5 separate regions of the Homo sapiens genome follow, and all the other regions are linked to region 4. Evidence: chromatin contacts called from ENCODE Hi-C or POLR2A ChIA-PET data. All regions are on one chromosome and are shown on one strand. The core of a region is the stretch at or near the end of the contact, and the rest is flanking DNA. Distances in the headings are between cores, read along the strand shown. Region 1 holds the start of INPP5B (inositol polyphosphate-5-phosphatase B). Region 2 overlaps INPP5B (inositol polyphosphate-5-phosphatase B). Region 3 holds the start of MTF1 (metal regulatory transcription factor 1). Region 4 holds the start of NDUFS5 (NADH:ubiquinone oxidoreductase subunit S5). Region 5 holds the start of SMAP2 (small ArfGAP2).

Region 1 (3,846 bases), core at 119-2,618, 1.1 Mb before region 4:
AGTTCAGCTGGAGGGTGCAGTGATGAACAACCCCATGGCCCAGACAGGTGGGGACCAAGCCCCTCACTCACGCGTGTTCCTGGCCGCCGTGCTCCAGGCGGTAGCGCACGAGTCCCAGGAGGCGGCTCTGCCGGCTGTCCCCCTCACACAGCACACCTTGCACCGCCTGCGGCTCAGAGTCAAGGGAAGACAACCCAGAGGCGAGGCCTCTCCCCACCCAGGCTGTCCCACCTTCCCTCTGTTCCCCTGCCCCCCCAGATTCACTGTGTGGCCTTGGGTGAGCACTCAAACCATGTGCTGAACTAACAGACAAACAGGCTCTCTAAGCCTTCCTTATCTATGAAATGAGGATAATAATCCCCAACTTCATAGGGAGTTAGGAGGATAACTGCGTATTTAAAGCATTTGGCTGAGAGTCCAGGACTCAGTAAGTACTTAGTAAATACTGATTTCCTTCTCCCCTGATGGTTCAGAGGGGCAGGAGAGGGGATAGACACCTCGACACCTTCCATTCCTCTTCCCAAGGCCAGGGCAGGCTCAGGGCCGCAGTTAGCACAGGAAGGATATGATGACGCAGTATTCCCCCTCAGCCAGCGTCTCCTGGATTGCCACAGACTGGTCCATGCTGGCCCCTGCTGAGCGCACACACCCTGTGGGAGGGGAGATAGGAGCCCCGCTTTGGTCAACAAGTTACGCATGGGGTGGTGGAGCTGCCTCAGAGGGGTTGGGGGCAGGAGGGAGGGGCCTTTGCAGAGGGAGATGGTACCGGGGAGGCCTGATCCTCCTCCTCCTCCTCTTTGTCCTCCCTAGAATAGGCCTTTCAGTTTTTAGGGATAGGGGTCCAGTCCCTTTGCCCCGCTGGGATCTACAGTTTGCTATACTGCCTTTGTCTGGGAGGGCATCCAGTTGCTCTTGAGTGTGGTCTATCCTTGTTGGAAGTGGGGTACGTGGATTGGAGAAGGGGACCTAGTCCCTTTGCTCCTAGGACATGGCTCTTCCTCTCTTTTGGGGACAGTTTTTGTTCTGCTAGCGCCTCTCTGGGAGGTGTCAGTGGTGTGTCCATGTGGGGTTCAGGGAACATCCCCTTACTGTCATTCAGGAGGGTCCCATTCCTCTTTCCTTGGAGACAGGAAGTGTCCCATTGCTGCTTGCCCTTCACCCCCGCCCCAGCAGGCCCATTGCATCAGCTGCAGGCCGGGGGTTGGGGGGTGTCCCAGCCCTCAGCTTGCCCACTCCCTCCTGCCCAGCCCTGCCCTGGCTTTCCTGCTCTGCTCCCACCCACAGCTCCCTGACATTGTCACCTACCTCCTGAGCTGTCACCACAGGGCGCACGGGACTCCGCTGCCCCAGGTTCCGGGACAGTGACTACATTTCCCAACAGCCCCTGCGCCACATGGTGGTCAGTCAGCCTGCAAGTCCCAGCATGCCCGAGTCAATCGTGGGGTGGGGAGTCTCTCCATCCGTGTTAACCCCTTAGGCCCTGGGGTACACTGGGCTTCCTATACCAGAAAGGTTTTCTAATGATTGCCCTCACTCCCATCCCCAGCCCTCTAGGTCATGGGGCCAGAGCTTCCCACCCAGAAGGAAGATGGTCACATTTTATCTTAGGGGAAGAATATAATGCATTTTTATTTTCTCCTTAGTTCCATCCTCAGCTCTTCTCACTCCAGGGTAGACAACCCGGACCTCTACTGAAACTCTTCCCCTAAAATAACTACCTTCTCCTGGTTTAATGGAGGGAGAACCAGACTATGAAGAACCATTATGTCCATTTTCCAGGTGGAGAAACTGAGCCTTGGATAGGTTAAGCAGTTTGACATTAAGTCCTGCAGCTAGCAGGTGGCAACACTGGGACTCCACTGAAAGTCTGACTGCAACTCCTGGGCCATTTATACCGCTACACACTGCCCTATTTCCTCCCTTAGCCCCACCCAGCCCTCCTGCCACACAGGGCTGTTTGAGGCTACTGGGTGTGAACGCACTTTATAAAGGGTATGACACTGTTCCTGTCCGGCAACGTCCTTCCCCTGATCCGCCTGGCTTTGTGACCTTGGCCAAGACCTTTCTTCCCTTGGGACTCAATTTCCCCATCTAAGATAAGGAGGTTACCCAAGATGGACAAAAAGAGCCAGCACAGGGACTGGGCACAGTGGCTCATGTCTGTAATCCCGGCACTTTGGAAGGCCAAGGAGGGAGGATCGCTTGAGGCCAGGAGTTTGAGACCCCATCTCTAAAAAAAAATTTTTTTAAATTTAGCCGGGTATGGTGGTGCATGCCTGTAGTCCCAGCTACTTGGGAGGCTGAGGTGGGAGGATTGCTTGAGCCCAGGAGTTCAAGGCTGCAGTGAGCTGTGATTGCTCACCCAGCTCAGATAAGGAATGCTAGGATCATTCTCACTTGGCCTATTGGCTGTTTAATTAAGCTGTAAGCTCCCGTTGGACAGGACTATGCCTTTTCATCAACATACCAGCAGTTTCTGGCACACAGTTATCTATGGAGTTAGTGAATTACTTTCTGAACTATTTTAATAAATACACCTTCTCTCAAGCTTTGGCCCAAACTGAAGGAATGGGCCTTCAGTGCTGGGGAGGGGGTGACTGTTGTGACTTGTGAACAGTTTCCCTTCCTCTTTCCCCAAGTGAAGTGGCCATCCTAATGACCAGTTCAACTTTGCATATGTAAACCCCTTCCAGAAACAGTCGTTGCCTTCTTCTCAATCCATTTCTTTTCCTGGAAACATCCACAGCACAAATGGAGCTCAAGTTTATTTGAATTCAGTGTCTAAGTCATGTGGACGATGAGGGGAAAGGGGATTGACTCAGACCCTTAGGATCAAGGGGTGGGGTCACTGCAGGGAAGCAGAGGAACCCCAATTCCAGCCCTGCTCTAGTGTCAAAGCCTGGCGAGGAGGGTCTGGGCAAAGTAGATGGGGCTGTGTGCTTTTTATGATGAAGAAACTGTCCCTGCAGGATTTGGGGGTCCTCCCACTGGGTGGGGGTCAGGCAGGAGGTTTTCTGTTTTTCCAGACAAACCCTATCCTCTCCCTGAGATTAGGGCTGAGGGCCTGCCCCCTTGGGGGGTTCCATGGTCAGGCCTAGGCCCTAGAAGGGGAGAAGTGAGGAGCCTTAAGCCCAGAGCTGTGGGCTTGATAAAGGCCTTTTACTAAAGATGCAACTACAGGAATCAGAGCTGGAGGGGGACCTGAAGGCTTGTAGATCCTACAGGGTCTTCTTGACTGCTGCTCCCAGATTCTGCTGGGCCCAGCTAGGGGAGCAGGAATAGGAGCAGAGCAGAGTGGAGGAGAAGTAGCATAGCCACAGCCAGGGCCCAGTGCAGGGGGTTTCTGGTGGCCCCAGGAGCTGCCTGGTTGAAGTGAAGTTTCCCATCCAGCTGAAGGCAGCTGCCTGAGGTTGAGGCTTGACAGCACTCCTGGTAGCAGGGTGGGGCCACAGCCCCATGACACTGGGAGGTCCCTGCTTCACAGGCCTGGCTGCAGCCTGCAATGTAACCTGAGCTGGAGCATTTCAGCTGCAAGAAGAGGTGGGACCATTCATCTTCCCCTTGCCCCTCTTCCCCACTCAAAGGCAGAAAGTGTTAAGTGGGTCATGGGTTGAGCTCAACCTCCTTGGACCCCTAGCTTCCTGCCCACAAGATCAGTGAGTTCCTAGTGAACATACAGGGTGGTCAGAAAAAAAGGGGCACATCGTGGAGGTATGGAAAATTCCAGTTGCTGCCTTTGGTGTTGGCATCATGCAGAGCTGAGGGGGTCAAGCTTGCTAGACCCCACGGCTGCTCCCAGCAGGTCTAGCTCCAGCCAGATTCTACTGCTGAGCTACCCACTCCAGG
Region 2 (3,792 bases), core at 1,277-3,776, 1.1 Mb before region 4:
AATACGATCAAAGTTATGTTCTAAGGAGATCCCTAAAGGAGAGGGAAACTTGAGGTTGGGAAGACTTACAAGAAGACTACTGCAACAGTTCAGCTAAGAGGATACCAACATGAATAAGGGGGATTTTGAAATGTGGGTAGATAGGAGAGGCACTGCAGAAAAAAAAAAATGAACAGAATTTGCTTATTAGACATGAGAGCAGAGGGAAGAGTCAAGGATACCCTGAGGTTGTTAGTGACTGCATTCAGAAATATGAAAATGGAGGGAGGAAAGGAGTAAGTGCAGTTCTTTTTTTTTTTTGAGATGGAGTCTCGCTGTGTCGCCCAGGCTGGAGTGCAGTGGCGTGATCTCTGCTCACTGCAACCTCTGCCTCCAGGGTTCAAGTGATTCTTCTGTCTCAGCTTCCCAAGTGGCACGCAGATTACAGACGCAAGCCACCACACCTGGCTAATTTTTGTATTTTTAGTAAAGACAGGTTTTCACCATGTTGGCCAGGCTGGTCTCAAACTCCTGACCTCAGGTGATCCACCTGCCTCAGCCTCCCAAAGTGCTGAGATTACAGGCCTGAGCCACTGTGCCCAGCCAATGCAGTTCTTATCAGGAAGAAATCCCCCTAGGATAGACCCTGAAGACAGCAGCCAGGTTCTCAGTTCTCAGAGGTGAGCATTTACCATTTCTTTTTCTTTTTTTTTTTTGAGACAGAGTCTCGCTCTTGCCCAGGCTGGAGTGCAGTGGCGTGATCTCGGCTCACTGCAACCTCCACCTCTGGGGTTCAAGCGATTCTCGTACCTCAGCCTCTTGACTAGCTGGGACTACAGGCATGTGCCACCCTGCCGGGCTAATTTTTGTATTTTTAGTAGAAACAGGGTTTCGCCATGTTGACCAGGCTGATCTCAAACTCCTGGCCTCAAGTGACCCGCCCACCTCAGCCTCCCAAAGTGCTGGGATTACAGGCATGAGCCACCGCTGCTGGCCAGCATTTCCCATTTCTAATTGTATTTCCCAAATGAAAGCACGTCTAAATAATTAGCATTGCTTAAGTCCTGTGTGACTTTCCAGGAGGCAAACATTCACTCCCATTTTAAAGACATAAGAGGAAAGTTGAGACACACGTTTAATATCGTACAAAGAGGTCAAGCGCGGTGGCTCATGCCTGTAATCCCAGCACTTTGGGAGGCAGAGGCGGGAAGATCACTTGAGGTCAGGAGTTTGAGACCGGCCTGGGCAACACAGGGAGATCTCGTCTCTAAAAACAAAAAGAGGCTGCGCATGGTGGCTCACACCTGTAATGCCAGCACTTTGGGAGGCCAAGGCAGGCTGAATCACTTGAGGTCAGGAGTTCAAGACCAGCCTGGCCAACATGGTGAAACCCTGTCTCTACTAAAAATATAAAAATTAGTCCAGGCATGATGGCTCACGCCTATAATCCCAGCACTTTGGGAGGCCAAGGTGGGCAGATCACCTGAAATCAGGAGTTCAAGATCAGCCTGGCCAACATGTTGAAACCCCGTCTTTACTGAAAATACAAAGAGTAGCCAGACATGTTAGCACATGCCTGTAATCTCAGCTACTTGGGAGGCTGAGGCAGGAGAACTGCTTAAACCCAGGAGGTGGAGGCTGCAGTGAGCAGAGATCACACCACTGCACTCCAGCCTGGGTGACAGAGTGAGACTCCGTCTCAAAAAAATAAAATAAAATAAAAATAAAAATAAATAAAAACAAAAAGAGAAAGTAATAGTGCACCAAGGAACCATGAAGAAAAGAAAAAGAAAAATGTCCAGGCCTCTTGACATCCACTTTGTTTAAATTCTCATCATTGGCATTCCAAGAAAGAAAGTCTCTTCTCATTCATATTTGCTAGCTTCAGTTCATGTATGGATCACCAATAACAAAACTGTTAGAGCGTAATTTATTTTATATATTTATCTATTTAAATTTAGAGATATCACTATGTTGCCCAGGCTGGTCTGGAACTCCTCAAGCAAGACTCCTGCCTCAGCCTCCGAGTAGCTGGGACTACAGGTGCGCACCACTGTGCCGGGCTAACAGTATATTTTAAGTAGCAAAGAAAAACATGCAAGTCAGCTAGCATCTATCCTCCAACAGTACAGTATCTTTCCTCTAATAAATATATTGATGCCTCCCTCTTCCTGAACTGTCCCTCCCTGAGGATTTTTCTGTTCAAAGCTCCACTTCTAACTGAGTGTTTGTGGGTCACCTCACTTGCTCTCAACAATAACTGCAGAATTCCAAAACAAACTGTTTTCAGAAGAAAAAAAGAATCTTTAGGGGGTTCTCTTGTACTAGAAACATAAAACTGGATTAAATGGCCCAAAGAAGGAAAATGGAGAGGGGAACAACAAAAGGAAGAAGAAAAACGAATACAGTTCTCTTTTGTTTAAGGAAACAAAGTGACTTAAAATAAGTTACTTAGGAGCCTGCAGAGCTTCCCACAACGGTGGAAATGATGGGCAATATTTGTTCTCTAAGATAAACAAAAGCAAATTTATTTTCTCCATGCTAAAAGGATATGTTGGTCACACAAGTTTTACCTATTAGTACTGACAAAACAAGATGAAAGAGAGAGTGAGAGAGAAAACCACCCCGGGGGCTATTTTGCTAACATGCTCTCTGGCTTCTACTCTGGTAAACTAGGTTACCCTTTATGTTACCCTGAGATATAAATAGCATTCATTTCCTTTCACTGGCATGACAGACTTTAATACTTTGTTTCCTGGGTCCAGAAGAAAAAATACTTAAACACATCCCCTTGTAAATTTGAGTTACTACAAAGCTGGTTCATTTCTTTTTTTTTTTGAGACGGAGTCTCACTGTCGTCAGGCTGGCATGCAGTGGCGTGATCTCAGCCCACTGCAACCTCCGCCTCCCAGGTTCAAGTGATTGCTTCAGCCTCTCAAGTAGCTGGGATACAGGCGCACGCCACCACGCCCAGCTAATTTTTTATATTTTAGTAGAGATGGGGTTTCACCACGTTGGCCAGGATGGTCTTGAACTCCTGACCTTGTGATCCGCCCACCTCGGCCTCTGAAAGTGCTGGGATTACAGGCTTGAGCCACCACACCCGGCGAAGCTGGCTCATTTCTAATCAACTTTGGATTAAAAAAAAACAAAATGTATTTGCTATTACTGCTTTGTTAAAATAGCCCAGAATGGCCCCTGTGGGACTTCTGAGTAGCCATTTCCTTTTTAGTGCATAGTTCAAAACCCTCCAGAACACAGCTCCAGGTTTTGCATGTACCCAGGATGCAATGCAGGTGAACATTTTACAGACTGACTTGGATAAGTACTGGGCCCTGTACAGGATCCTCAATGGGGTTTTCTGAATAAGAGCAACTTCAGTTGCTAGATGGAAATAATGAGGTATTTCTCCCAAATCAGACTTCACTCTTTTTAAGGAAAGAAAAAGCTGCAAAAGGAAGTTAACAGCATCCCTGGTCATCTAGTGGTTAGGAAGAAAAAAAAAGAAAAGAAAAAAGATGTTAAGAACAGTGAGGCCAGGCGCGGTGGCTCACGCCTGTAATCTCAGCACTTTGGGAGGCCCAGGCGGGCAGATCACAAGGTCAGGAGATGGAGACCATCCTGGCCAACAAGGTGAAACACCATCCCTACTAAAAATACAAAAATTAGCTGGGTGTGGTGGCGTGCAGGTGCATGTATGTAGTCCCAGCTACTAGAGAGGCTAAGGCAGGAGAATTACTTGAACCCGGGAGGTGGAAGTTGCAGTGAGCCAAGATCGTGCCACTGCACTCCTAGCCTGGTGACACAGCAAGA
Region 3 (4,216 bases), core at 1,710-4,209, 1.2 Mb before region 4:
GGGATTACAGCCATGTGCCACCAAGCCTGGCTAATTTTTGTATTTTTAGCAGAGACAGGGTTTCACCATGTTGGCCAGGCTGCTCTCGAACTCCTGACCTCAAATGATCCACCCGCCTCAGCCTCCCAAAGTGCTGGGATTACAGGCGTGTGCCACTGTGAAATAAAAGTTCATTAAACATTCACTAAGATAATAAAACATATTCCAGCAGATACTCATCTCTAAAACAAATCATTTAAACACAACCAGGAGATAAGCCAAATATAGTTATTTCTTCATCAAATAAGCAAACTCCAGTTATTTCCCTGTAGATAAGCTAAATAGTTATTTTAGCACCAGAAACATGGGTCTACTTAAGTGAAATTTCTGTTTTATTTATGATTTGGGGAAGGAAATTCGAGAAATTACAATTTGATATTCCCAAATTTCAATGTGGCTATACAAACCAAAAGTTCCAGAAGCAATCACAACAAAACCTGAGGCATATGTTGTTGATAGCAAAACTACTTAAGTCCTAACCCCATGCACTCCTTTACTCCCCAGCTAAAATTTGCACCAAGAATTTTGTAAGGACTTGCCCCAAAACCAAACTAGGCCCTCACTGACTGCTTTACTTACTTCTTTACGTTTTGTTTCCGGACATTCCGACTGCAGAGTGAGGGTTGCACCTTCAATATTTCTTGGCATGGGTGTGGAACCAGGGTTTATTGTCAAATGAATCTGATCTGGTGAGATAATGTGCTGCACATAACCCTGGGACATTGCTTCATGATCTATCAGGTGAAAGCCCTCTTCACCCCCTACTAGAAAAGGCAAGTGTTCTCCGCACTGTCCGTCGTCATCTTCATCCTCCAAAGTGCCAGGGTCCTGCTCAATAAGAACAGTGGTCCTATCATAAACAGTTCCAGATGAGGAAGGCACCAGTCCGTTTTTATCCACAAACCTGAGCATTTTATCATCGGGGGTCAGCTCATCTTCCTCTGCCTCAAAGTAGATGATGTTGTTGTCTGGACTGTGTTCCCCCATGGTTCAGTTGTGCTCAGCCCAGTTGTGAGAAATGAAAACGTAATGACTTGTCTGCAACAGAACAAAGCCAGAGTTAGAGTCATACCACAAGACCGACGGACCTCCTCAGCAACCACAAGGCTCATTTTCCCTCTCACTTAAAGAGCAAGCCAAAGCAAATGAAAAACCATCCTTGGGAATAATTTTTTTATTTTAACTTTAAAACCATCAAGTCATTTTTAAAGAAAAGCAATGCCGACTGGGCGTGGTGGCTCACACCTGTAATCCCAACACTTTGGGAGGCTAAGATGGGAGGATCGCTTGAGGCCAGGAGTTTGAGATCAGCCTGGTCAACATAGTGAGACCCCCATCTCTAATAAAAAAAAAAAAAAAAGAAAAAGAAAGAAAAGCAATGCTTTTCAAAAACTGAATAAGTTCATAAGACCTTCTGAATACGCCTGTCAAACAATTTGAAACTTGGTCAAAATATTTAAAGGGGACAAAAGAGCAAACAGAACAGCAGCTGCTGAAAGGCTGAGTTGCTACAAATCTTAAGGGAAACTCCATCCATTCAAATATCCTCCAAATCAGACCACGAGGCAGTAAATGGTTTCATGCAGTTTATGGTAGAAGGAGCAAGGCTTTGGAGGCAGAGTCATCTACCTACAAATCCTGTCTTTGCCTTTTACTACATGGGTAACTTTTCTGTGCCTCATTTTTCTTACGTGCAAGGTGGGACCAGTAATTCCTGTTCTCTCAAAGTTTTTATAAGAAATAAAAGAGGCAACATATGTAAAGCACAATGTTTGGTAAATAGTAGAGGAACAAGTATGAATTCCTTCCCCCCTACCTAGAACAGATGTTTCAACCTTCTGGGTGGAAGGGCTATTCCTCAATCAGGCACAAACAACGAAGATCACTGTATCTATTTATGTCCTAAAACAATATGGTGTCAACAAGAAGTTATGGTTCTGTGGTGGGCTCTCGTCCCTGAATCAATTGAGTCTTATTATTTTTGTTTCTACAGCTCCTAGCATAGTACACTGATACTATGATAAGAGTTCAGGAAATGTCAGCTAAATGACTGAAAGACATGGCTACCTACTCTCTCGTGAAGATATACTATCTTGGGAAGATACATTCTCTTGAGAAAAATACCACATTTGAAGCTTTCATGTTCTGGAATAGTGATTCTTCCTTCATCTGCAAACACAGGCTCTACAAATGTGGGTTTGGCAGGCAGAATAGAGAATTTTAAAATAATCAGCACATCCCTTTTAGTTTTCAGTCTGGCTTTGCGCTTTATCTTTCTCTTCTGCTCTGGGTTAGAAAGTGAGCCTTTACTTAGTGGGATGGCTAGACAGTTACCAGAGACAGGCCAAAGGATTGGATCCGGGAGGTACCGGCCCGACCCCTAGCTCTGGCTTACGCAACCCCACAGATGTACATTTCGCTGCATCTGAGCAGAGAGAGAAGAGCACCGAGGGCCCCAGTGGGCTGCCCCGGCACCCTCGGCGGCAACGCGGAGACCAACTGTCCGAAACAAACAAGACCAGGAGGTTTGAGGGTAGCCAACGAGGAGTGCGAACAGAGCCCCCTTGAGAGGAGGCTGGGAAAAGGAACCTGTCTGGGATAGCCCCCAGCACAGGGCTACACAGAAAAATCCGAAGACAAGCTGGGGGTCTCCAAGCAAGGAGGAGAGGGGCAGGGTCCGGGTCTCCATGGAAACAGGGAAGGGGGGCTGGATACCCATCCCCATGGAAACGGAGAAGGGGTGGGGTCCCTATGGTGACCAAACTGAGGTCTCTATTGGGAAATGCTTCAGGAGGGAGCCTAAGTCCCGCGCCTCCCGGTAAGTCCCAAGCCCAGGCCGAGTCTAGTTTCGCCTTTTACCTCCGCGGCTCCCGGCAACGGCGGCAGCAGCAGCTTCTCCCCTCCCCAGCGGCACCATGATTGCCCCCACCTTCCCCTAACGTCACTTCCGCTTCCTCTTTCCGGAGGAAGGTGGGGACAGAGGATCCGCCCCTCCCTGGCGCCTCTGGTTGGCTCAGGTTGTCAGGGGGCTGAGCTGCAGCCTCCAATTGGCGAGCGGGGCACCGAGGGGAAGGCGCCCAGGAGGTGGGTTCATCCGCGTGGGGAAGCGCCCGGGGTGGCCACGCGGGGCCCGGAGGGTGTCGCCCTCGCGGCACCGGAGTCAAGGAGAAGGGAACGAATCCCCAAGGAAGAATCCGAAATGTCCTCAGCCAGGTTTGCGCTGACCGCCCTCGCCCTGGCAGCCACAGCCGCAGCGGGAAGGACCACAGTTGGCAGTCAGAACCCTGGCTCCAACCCGCCAGGGGAGCCTGGACGGCCGCGACGTTCCCGGGTTTCTCCTGCCGGGACCCCGGCCTTCCCTTCAGCACCCATCAAAGTTAACACAGGCAGGAGGCCCAGAAAGGAAGACAAGACCCCAAAGGCAGAACTAAGAGTATTCTAAGCCCAGCTGGAGAGGACGCCGCCGCCTCTTCCCCTTCTCACGCGCTTGCCTAGGACCCCCAGCTCCCTTCTCACGCGCTTGCCCAGGCTGGCGGTCCCAACTTTCTTCCCCTGCAAGAGGACGCGGCTACGGCGGGACTCATGCCCGGGCCAGTTAGCGCCACCTACCGGCCACTCCCTTCCTTTCACCGTTCACATTGTCCTGCTGGCCCGCGTCTTAAACCCATTTCACAGTGCCCAGAAGTAGTGGGCATTCGTACCCAGGAAGCGATTCTGCCTTCGTTATGCCCCTGTCCTTTCCAAATGCCTGGAGGATCTAGCTGTTAGATCCTCCCAGCTGCCACTGCCTGTTTTAACCATAAGCTGCTTCTCTCGAATATTCAGAGTGGGACAACTCCAAAGACCAGACCAGGGGTCAAGGGGTTCAGGTCAGTGCCATAACCATTTCTTGCTGGAAGTATGTGAATAGTGACTGGTACCCACCAGACTGCCAGGAATATGTCTCTTTGGCCCCAAGGCTTGAGCCACAAAATCCAGCTGCAGCGAACTGCCATCTCTTAAGACATAAAAACATACACAACCGCCACTGTTAAAAATACATTTATCATTAAAATATATTACACATGGAGACAGGATGCATCATATACAGTTTGGAAGACTTGCTGGCCCAGAAAATCCCACTTGTTTCACCGAACACTCATTTTTTCAGTGATTTTACATTTTATTTTTAGAGACG
Region 4 (3,664 bases), core at 702-3,201:
CAGCTGGGAGTGGTGGCGCACACCTGTAGTCCCAGCTATTCAGGAGGCTGAGGCAGGAGAATCGCTTGAACCTGGGAGGTGGAGGTTGCAGTGAGCCAAGATTGCACCACTGCATTTCAGCCTGGTGACAGAGTGAAGCTCTGTCTCAAAAAAAAAAAAAAAAAAAGAATTAGCTGGGCACAGTGGCATGTCTGTAGTCCCAGCTACTTGGGAGGCTAAGCAGGAGGATTGCTTGAGCCCTGGAGTTTGAGGCTGCAGTGATCTATGATAGCACTACTGCACTCCAGCCTGGGTGATGGAGTGAGACCCTATCTCAAATAAAATAATAATTATAATAAAGACTGCCAGGCACATGGTGGCATGCACATGTGGTCCCAGCTATTTGGGAGGCTGAGGTGGGAGGATCACCAGAGCCCAGGGAGGTTGAGGCTGCAGTGAACTGTGATTGCACCACTGCACTCCAGCGGGGCAATGGGAGTGAGAATCTGTCTCAAAAGTAATAATTATATATATATATATTTATATATATATATATATATATATATATATATATATATATATATATGTTCTAGTATTTTCCTCCCATACCTCCAATGTATAATATCTCATGCACCCTGTGGTCCACCCCCCAAAGACATACACACAACACTTTAGAGTCTCTGATGTAGTCAAAGGGAGTCATTGGAGGTTCTGGAACAGATGACAGGCATGGTAGCAGTTGATTCACAAACTGAAAGCTGAGACATCAAAGAACTGCGACTGCCTTGGAATGTTTCCCATGTGCTAGCCACCGCCTCAGTGCTTTATACATAAATCAGTTAATCCCTATAGCAAGCCTCCATTGTGAATACCATAATTATCTTAACAGACGAGGAGACTGAGGCACAATGAAGTTAAGAAACTTTCCTAGAGTCACACGAAATTGGTGGGGGCCTACTTTTTTTTTTTTTTTTTTTTTTTTTTTTTTTTTTTTTTGAGACTGAATCTAGCTCTGTCGCCAGGCTGGAGTCCAGTGGCGCGATCTCACCTCACTGCAACCTCCGCCTCCCGGATTCAAGCGATTCTCCTGCCTCGGCCTCCCCCCACTAGCTGGGATTACAGGCACTCGCTGCCACACCCAGCTAATTTTTGTATTTTTAGTAGAGACAGGGTTTCACCATATTGGCCAGGATGGTCTCGATCTCCTGAGCTTGTGATCCGCCCACCTCGGCCTCCCATAGTGCTGGGATTACAGGCCTGAGCCACTGCGCCCGGCTGGGGGCCTACATTTGACCCCACGTGGTGGTTTGGGCTCATAGTCCATGTGCTTAACCACTAGTGGGTAGGCAGGGAGCCAGTGTTCTTTCTCTCCTGTGACTTTGGTGAAGTCTCTCACCACTCAGTGTTGTCGTGAGCATGCTAGGCAGAGTGCAAGAAAGGAGCAAGAACTCACTAATGGCTAGGCCTTCCCTGTGTCTCTGTAATTGATGGGTTTGGGTTTTTTTTCCTTTCTCTCTCTCTACCTCCTCTCTCTCTTCTTCATCCTCTCTCTCTCACTCTCCCCCTGAGATAAGGTCTTGCTCTGTTGCCAGGGCTGGAATGCAATGGAATGGTGTGATCATGGCTCACTACAGCCTCAATCTCCTGGGCTCAAGGGATCCTCCCACCTCAACCTCCTGAGTAGCTGGAACCACAGGCATGCACCACCTCGCCCGGCTAATTTTTTATTTTTTGTAGAGAGGGGAGTTTCGCCATGTTGCCCAGGCTGTTTTCGAACTCCTGGGCTGAAGTGATCTTCCTCCCTCAGCCTTCCAAGGTGCTGGGATTGCAGACGTCAGCCACCGTACCAGGCCAACGGGCTCGGTTTCTATGGTTTTGTGGGGAGACGGCTGAGGGAAGGTCGGCTTCCGGCGTCGCGCTGCAAACGTCTCGCTGAGGTCATCCTTTACGGCAGGCGTCCGCGTCGCTAGCTAGTCGTTCTGAAGCGGCGGCCAGAGAAGAGTCAAGGGCACGAGCATCGGGTAGGTAGGGGCTGCTTATGTCCGCGCGGCAGCTTAGCTTAAGGACCTTCCTTCCGAGGTCTCTTTAACAGATTTCCTCTTGGCTTGCTGTGTGTCCCCTTCTCCCAGACCTGAACTCAGGGCGTGTTCCCTGCCCTCCCAGGCCGCTTCACCTCCACAGCTAATGGCACCGAAGCCTGGAGATTGCCGCTCTCTCCACTTTCCACATTTGTTTAGGTTTTTGCCGGACTAATGTTTTGGCTTTCTGTTTCTTAACCTAAAGTCTACGATCCTTATCCCAGCTTTCCAGGCTCTGCGTGATTTCGGCCCCGCCGGCCTCCTGAGCTCATTTCATTCTTTTCACCGTCATGCACGCTGCGCTCCATTGTCCCCCAAACATAGCCAGCACTTCCGGCTGTAACTCCGGGCTGTTGCCCAACTGGAACACTCTGCCCACTGATCTTCACTTGGCGAACTCGCAAGCCATGTTAAAGGCATTTTCAAGTCTCCGGGCAGAGTTCGTGCTTCCTCCTTCGAGCTCTTACCCACTCGTGTTCCTTGCAGTGTATTCGCAATTCCGAGTGTGTGTCTCTGGTGCTTACGTTGGAGCTGCTTTCCCCCGCATCTGAGTGCCTGGAACGTAACTACTCAGTAAATGATGACTGAGGGATGGGAAGGAACTTAAGAAGTTAAATTCACCTTTTTGTTGAGATGGAGTTTCGCTCTTGTTGCCCAGGCTGGAGTGCAGAGTGGCGCGATCTCGGCTCACTGCAGCCTCTGCCTCCCGGATTCAAGCGATTCTCCTCCCTGAGACTCCCGAGTAGCTGGGATTACAGGCATGCGCCCCCACGCCCGGCTAATTTTGTATTTTTTTAGTAGAGAGAGGGTTTCGCCATGTTGGTCAGGCTGGTCTTGAACTCGCGGCCTCAGGTGATCCGCCCGCCTCGGCCTCCCAAGGTGCTGGAATTACAGGCGTGAGCCACTGCGCCCAACTAAATTCACCTTTAAATCTACCATGAGTACACATTTATATTGATATTTGTGGGTGTGCGCGCGCTTCCTTTCAGTCATTTTAGGCAGTCAGGGTTTGTTTTTGTGTGTGTGTTTTTACATTTAACATTATTATGTATTTGCATGTAAATTTTTTTCCCTACTGTCTGTAATAGTCTACAAAGTAAGTCTTAACCCATTTCTTTCGCTCTGGTTTTTTTTTTTTTTTGAGACAGGATCTCGCTTTGTTGCCCAGGATGGAGTGCAGTGGCCAGGTCATAGCTCACTGAAGCCTTGAACTCCTGGCCTCAGTCTCCTGCCTCAGCCTTAGGAGTAGCTGGGACTACAGGCGCACATACCACCACAAGTGCCTTTTTTTTTTTTTTTTTTTTTTTTTGAGACAGAGAACCTGACCAAAGGATCCAAATTCTTTTTTTCTTCTTCTTCTTTTTTTTTTTTTTTTTTTTTTGAGACAGAGTCTCGCTCTGTCGCCCAGGCTGGAGTACAATGGCGGATCTTGGCTTATTGCAACCTCTGTCTCCCCAGTTCAAGCAGTTCTCCTGTCTCAGCCTCCCGAATAGTTGGGATTACAGGCATGTGCCAACACGCCCAGCTAATTTTTTTGTATTTTTAGTAGAGACGGGATTTCACCATATTGGCCAGGCTGGTCTTGAACTCCTGACCTCAGGTAATCC
Region 5 (3,740 bases), core at 1,241-3,740, 1.3 Mb after region 4:
ACAGAGTGAACATTTTTGCAAGACTAGTCAAAGCAAAATTCAAGACTTCAAAAAAAAAAATGTGTACTTGGGAGGAGCAGTTTGCTTTGTTTATATCCTCAGACCCTGGGCTATGCACTCACTTTACTCTGCTATTAGTAATGATAATAAAAAGAGCTAATACTTGATGTATCTGCTAGGATAGGCTAGCTTATACAGTGGTAAACAAACAAAACTCAATGGCAACACAATGCTTATTTCTTGCTTATGCTAAGTTATCCTCTATGGGCTGGCAGAGAGCTCTTGTTTATCAGCTACACAGAAATCCAGGCTAATAGAGCAACCAACATCTTCAGCATCAATAGTTGCCATGCCAGAGGGAAAGAGAAGCACAAGAGGCTCAAAGCAACAAATAAATGCTTCAGAGACAAAGTAATCCATCCTTTCTGCTCAAACTCATTGGTCTTTCCCAATCACTTGAAGGCCAGGAAATAAAATCCTACCATGTGCTCAGAAGGCAAAACGCCAGAAATATTTAGTGAAGAGCGCTAATTGTCTATCATTCACTATCTACCAAGGGCTGTTCTAATTATATTACAGGCATTATCTCAGCTAAGCCTCATAATAATCTTGTGAAATAGGTACTATTAATGTTATCATCATTCCCATTCTATAGATGAAATAACTGAGGCACCAAGAGGCTAAGTAACCTGCTCAAAGTCACACAGATAATAGGTGGTAAAAGCTGAAGATTTAAACTTAAGCATTCTTGCCCCAGAGTCTGTGTGCTTAACCACAAAGCCATGAGATCTCTCACTAGGTGGGAACAATTTGAGAAACACTGCCATAGGCAATGGAGAGCCACTAAAGGATTTTTTAAGCAGGAAGTGTGAGTCCATCAGAATTGGCATTTAAAAGCTCCCTCTAGAGAGCACGGTGAAGGATTAATTTAACCAGATTTAGACTAAGGCAGGAAGGCTATTTGCAGAGTGAGGAGATGAAGATGGGGAGGGCTTGAACTAAGGTACAATCACCACTCACCGCAATTAACTGGGTTTTGTTGTTGTTGTTGTTGTTTGAGACAGGGTAACGGGGTACATTGGGGGTTGGAGGGGTGGTTCTTACTGTGTTGCCCAGGCTGGATTCCAACTCCTGGGCTCAAGTGATGCTCTGGCTCTGGCATCCTGAGTAGCTAGGACTACAGGTATGTGCCACCACACCCAGTAACTAGTTAATCTTGACTGTCTATTTCAACTGAAAAATGGTTATGGTAATACCTACTTGGATGGGTTTTCTGAGGAAAAACACCCCAATGAACTTGTGTGTTTTTAAAAGTCAAGTCCCCTAGGCATGGCTAGAAGGGAAGAGGCTTAGCCAGAAAATTTAATTGTTGTGATTAATAAAGTAATAGAAATGTTTAGTTTTCCTCTGATGAGATGAAAGCTTTGAGGGGATCCTGGTCTTGGGAGAAAGTAAAGAAATGGAGGAGAGGGTTTCACCAGAGTTTAGATAACTCTTAGCATCTGCTTACTATCTTCCCTGATTAATTATTTCCATGGCAGCCAGAGTGACCTTTTAAAACCACAAATCGGATCATGCTGTTTCCCTCTCCCCTAGTACAGTGCCTGATACTTAGAAATTTCTCAGTAACATCGTGCTCAGTGAATGAATGAATGAATGAGTGAATGAAAACACAAGCCAGATGGCAGGTGGATCCCTAAGGAAAAGGACAGCCAATGAGAAATTATCTGTAGCAACGGTGGCTTTGGATGATGATGTTTAATAATCATTTTTAAGGAGTTGCCTGTTGTGTGCTATGCTTTAATCACTGTCCCCCACCCTTCCCAAATAACGTTCAGTAAAAGTCTGCCACAAAAAACTCGCTGTTTTGTGAGAATTTAAGAAATGGAAGAAGAAACAAACTGTCTGGGCACCAGGCCAAACAATATCCAAAAAGGCAGGAGTCACAGAGGAGAGCTAATGAGTATTAGTGGGAGCAGGTATTCCAAGTGAGAGGTGACCAGAGTCCTCTGAAAATGTGGGGAGGGGGTGACGTTCCTATATCCTGGGTTAGGGGCTTGGACTCTTATATTTGGCTGTTGGAAAAAACAAGCTGGAGGACTTTGGGGTATCAACAACCCTCAGGTTACATAAGGATGATCATAGGGTCGTTGTGAGGATTATGTTGGGATAGTTCATGCAAAGCGCTTAACACAGTGCCTAGCGCATAGTAAGAGCTCAGTAAATGTTAGTTGTTGTCTTCCTTCACTTTCTTCCATTCCCTCCACTCCCTTTCTACCAGGCTCCATTCATTCTCTTCCAAGGACACGCAGGGGGCGTGCCCACCCCTTCCCTCCGCCCCCACCCAAGGCCCGCCCCCCGCTTCTCCACGGATTGGTTCCCGAGAGGCGGAGCTGAAGGAAGAGCCCAGTGCGGCGCGGTGGGGGCGGGGCGCATGCGCGAGCTGGGCAGGGTGGAGGTGGGGAGGAAGAGCTGCCGGAAGTAGGCGGTGGAGGTGGTAGCGGAGCTGACGGCAGCTGCCAGGGAAACCGAGGCGCGGGACGCAAGGCCAGCAGACAGGCCGGCCAGAGGGTCATCTGCGTCCGGCACCCAGGAGGCTCGTGGTCCGCCTTTGCCTGGGCTGAGGGTCTCTGGCCCCGCAGCCTCTCTTGGAGGCGGGCCTGTCCCTAAGCCCGCCAAGGGGCGCCGCGCCGAGGGGCTGCGGAGTGGGGGACGGACGCCCCCGACCCGGGAAGGGGCGTCCGGCGGGGCCGGAGGAGAGGGCTCTCCCCGCTCAGGAGGTGCCCCTGGGCGGGGGACCGGGAGTCCTCAACCCCGGACTGAGGCAGGGGTCTCTGGGGGCGAGGAGGGCGCGTCGCCCTCTGCCCCCGCCGGCACCCTGGCCATGACAGGCAAGTCGGTGAAGGACGTGGATCGGTACCAGGCTGTCCTGGCCAACCTGCTGCTGGAGGAGGATAACAAGTTTTGTGCAGATTGCCAGTCTAAAGGTAGCGCATCCCACCTGGCGGGCCAGGGGTCCAGCCGCGCCGGGGTGGTGGGGGTGGGCTGCGTGAAGAGGCGGTTTCTGAAGCTTAGGCCGCCCAACTCGGCTTATAAGTGGTAACGCGTGCTGCGCTTGCAGTGAGCCTACTGGGCTTTCTGCAGCTGGGGGATTGGTATGGGTAGAGCTTGCGAGGGCGAGTCTGTGTGTGTCGGGGAGGGTGGAGGTGATGGTGCGGGTGGAAGTTGCCTGGCGTGTTCAGGTGAGAATGTCTGTATTTGAGGGCTCTGAATGAGTTCTGGGCCGGCTGTCCAGAGAGAGCTCCCAGCATGTCACTTGCAAAGCTGGGGATGAACTGCATTGCGTGCGTGCGTGCGTGCGTGTGTGTGTGTGTGTGTGTGTGTGTGTGAGAGAGAGAGAGAGAGAATGACGAGGAGGAGGAGGAGGGAAGTGAGATGGCGGAAAGGAAAACTGCTTAAATGATTTTTAAAGGTGGTGATTTTTGCTTCCTGCTATTTGGTTAGCAACTCCTGTCATTTTGCAGCCTTGCTAAGATCTGACAAGAGTGCTTAGGTGACTTTATTCTTCTGGATGTGTGCAGTGGGAAACTGCCTTATGCAGTGACACAGTGCGGATTTCTAGGCAGTGTAGCCCTGGCTTGTAGAGTGCGTTGGAGGCCTATGTATGAGTGGTGGCAGAAACTAGCCGATTATGCCTGTAGTGCAGGATCCGTTTAATCAGTGGAGAGAGAAAGATGAAT

The links. Hi-C counts contacts between places; a loop is a spot of excess contacts on that map. ChIA-PET counts read pairs that join two places held with the same protein, here RNA polymerase II (POLR2A). Pooled maps may share reads with other maps.
Region 1: a pooled map shows a loop between it and region 4 (4-fold over the local background). The contact joins the promoter of INPP5B here to the promoter of NDUFS5 in region 4. A Hi-C loop is called at or near these places in 4 of 50 pooled maps. POLR2A ChIA-PET finds 5 or more read pairs at or near these places in 2 of 52 experiments (PC-3 and Panc1).
Region 2: a loop to region 4 is called in a pooled map, with 3 times the contacts of the local background. The contact joins the enhancer-like site here to the promoter of NDUFS5 in region 4. A Hi-C loop is called at or near these places in 2 of 50 pooled maps. POLR2A ChIA-PET finds 5 or more read pairs at or near these places in 2 of 52 experiments (PC-3 and Panc1).
Region 3: a pooled map shows a loop between it and region 4 (8-fold over the local background). The contact joins the promoter of MTF1 here to the promoter of NDUFS5 in region 4. A Hi-C loop is called at or near these places in 7 of 50 pooled maps. POLR2A ChIA-PET finds 5 or more read pairs at or near these places in 2 of 52 experiments (activated CD4-positive, alpha-beta T cell and activated T-cell).
Region 5: a pooled map shows a loop between it and region 4 (2.6-fold over the local background). The contact joins the promoter of SMAP2 here to the promoter of NDUFS5 in region 4. A Hi-C loop is called at or near these places in 6 of 50 pooled maps. POLR2A ChIA-PET finds 5 or more read pairs at or near these places in 2 of 52 experiments (Caco-2 and T-cell).

What each region holds. Positions count from the first base shown.
Region 1 is chr1:37,945,685-37,949,530 of GRCh38, forward strand. INPP5B (inositol polyphosphate-5-phosphatase B) reads right to left here and starts at 1,369. Exons shown (of 24, transcript NM_005540.3): 1 at 1,306-1,369; 2 at 568-650; 3 at 72-166. The coding sequence starts at 624. It also overlaps a transcript of LOC105378651 not described here. RefSeq lists enhancers at 1,191-1,720, 1,298-1,537, 2,927-3,600.
Region 2 is chr1:37,923,494-37,927,285 of GRCh38, forward strand. The region is part of intron 7 of INPP5B (inositol polyphosphate-5-phosphatase B); the gene reads right to left. Among named protein-coding and RNA genes, the nearest start is that of INPP5B, 22 kb to the right of the region's middle. RefSeq lists an enhancer at 2,670-2,909. Within about 2 kb of position 2,527, at least 5 of the 41 ENCODE cell types and tissues checked have a DNase peak (open chromatin) inside an H3K27ac peak, as active enhancers do.
Region 3 is chr1:37,856,633-37,860,848 of GRCh38, forward strand. It overlaps MTF1 (metal regulatory transcription factor 1), which reads right to left and starts at 2,960. Exons shown (of 11, transcript NM_005955.3): 1 at 2,899-2,960; 2 at 619-1,077. The coding sequence starts at 1,026. INPP5B (inositol polyphosphate-5-phosphatase B) reads right to left here. Exons shown (of 24, transcript NM_005540.3): 24 at 4,065-4,216. RefSeq lists a silencer at 2,897-3,226.
Region 4 is chr1:39,024,399-39,028,062 of GRCh38, forward strand. It overlaps NDUFS5 (NADH:ubiquinone oxidoreductase subunit S5), which reads left to right and starts at 1,952. Exons shown (of 3, transcript NM_004552.3): 1 at 1,952-2,004. RefSeq lists enhancers at 1,784-2,033, 1,893-2,479, 2,480-3,065.
Region 5 is chr1:40,371,237-40,374,976 of GRCh38, forward strand. SMAP2 (small ArfGAP2) reads left to right here and starts at 2,491. Exons shown (of 10, transcript NM_022733.3): 1 at 2,491-2,987. The coding sequence starts at 2,885. RefSeq lists silencers at 2,234-2,553, 2,624-2,763 and an enhancer at 2,749-3,248.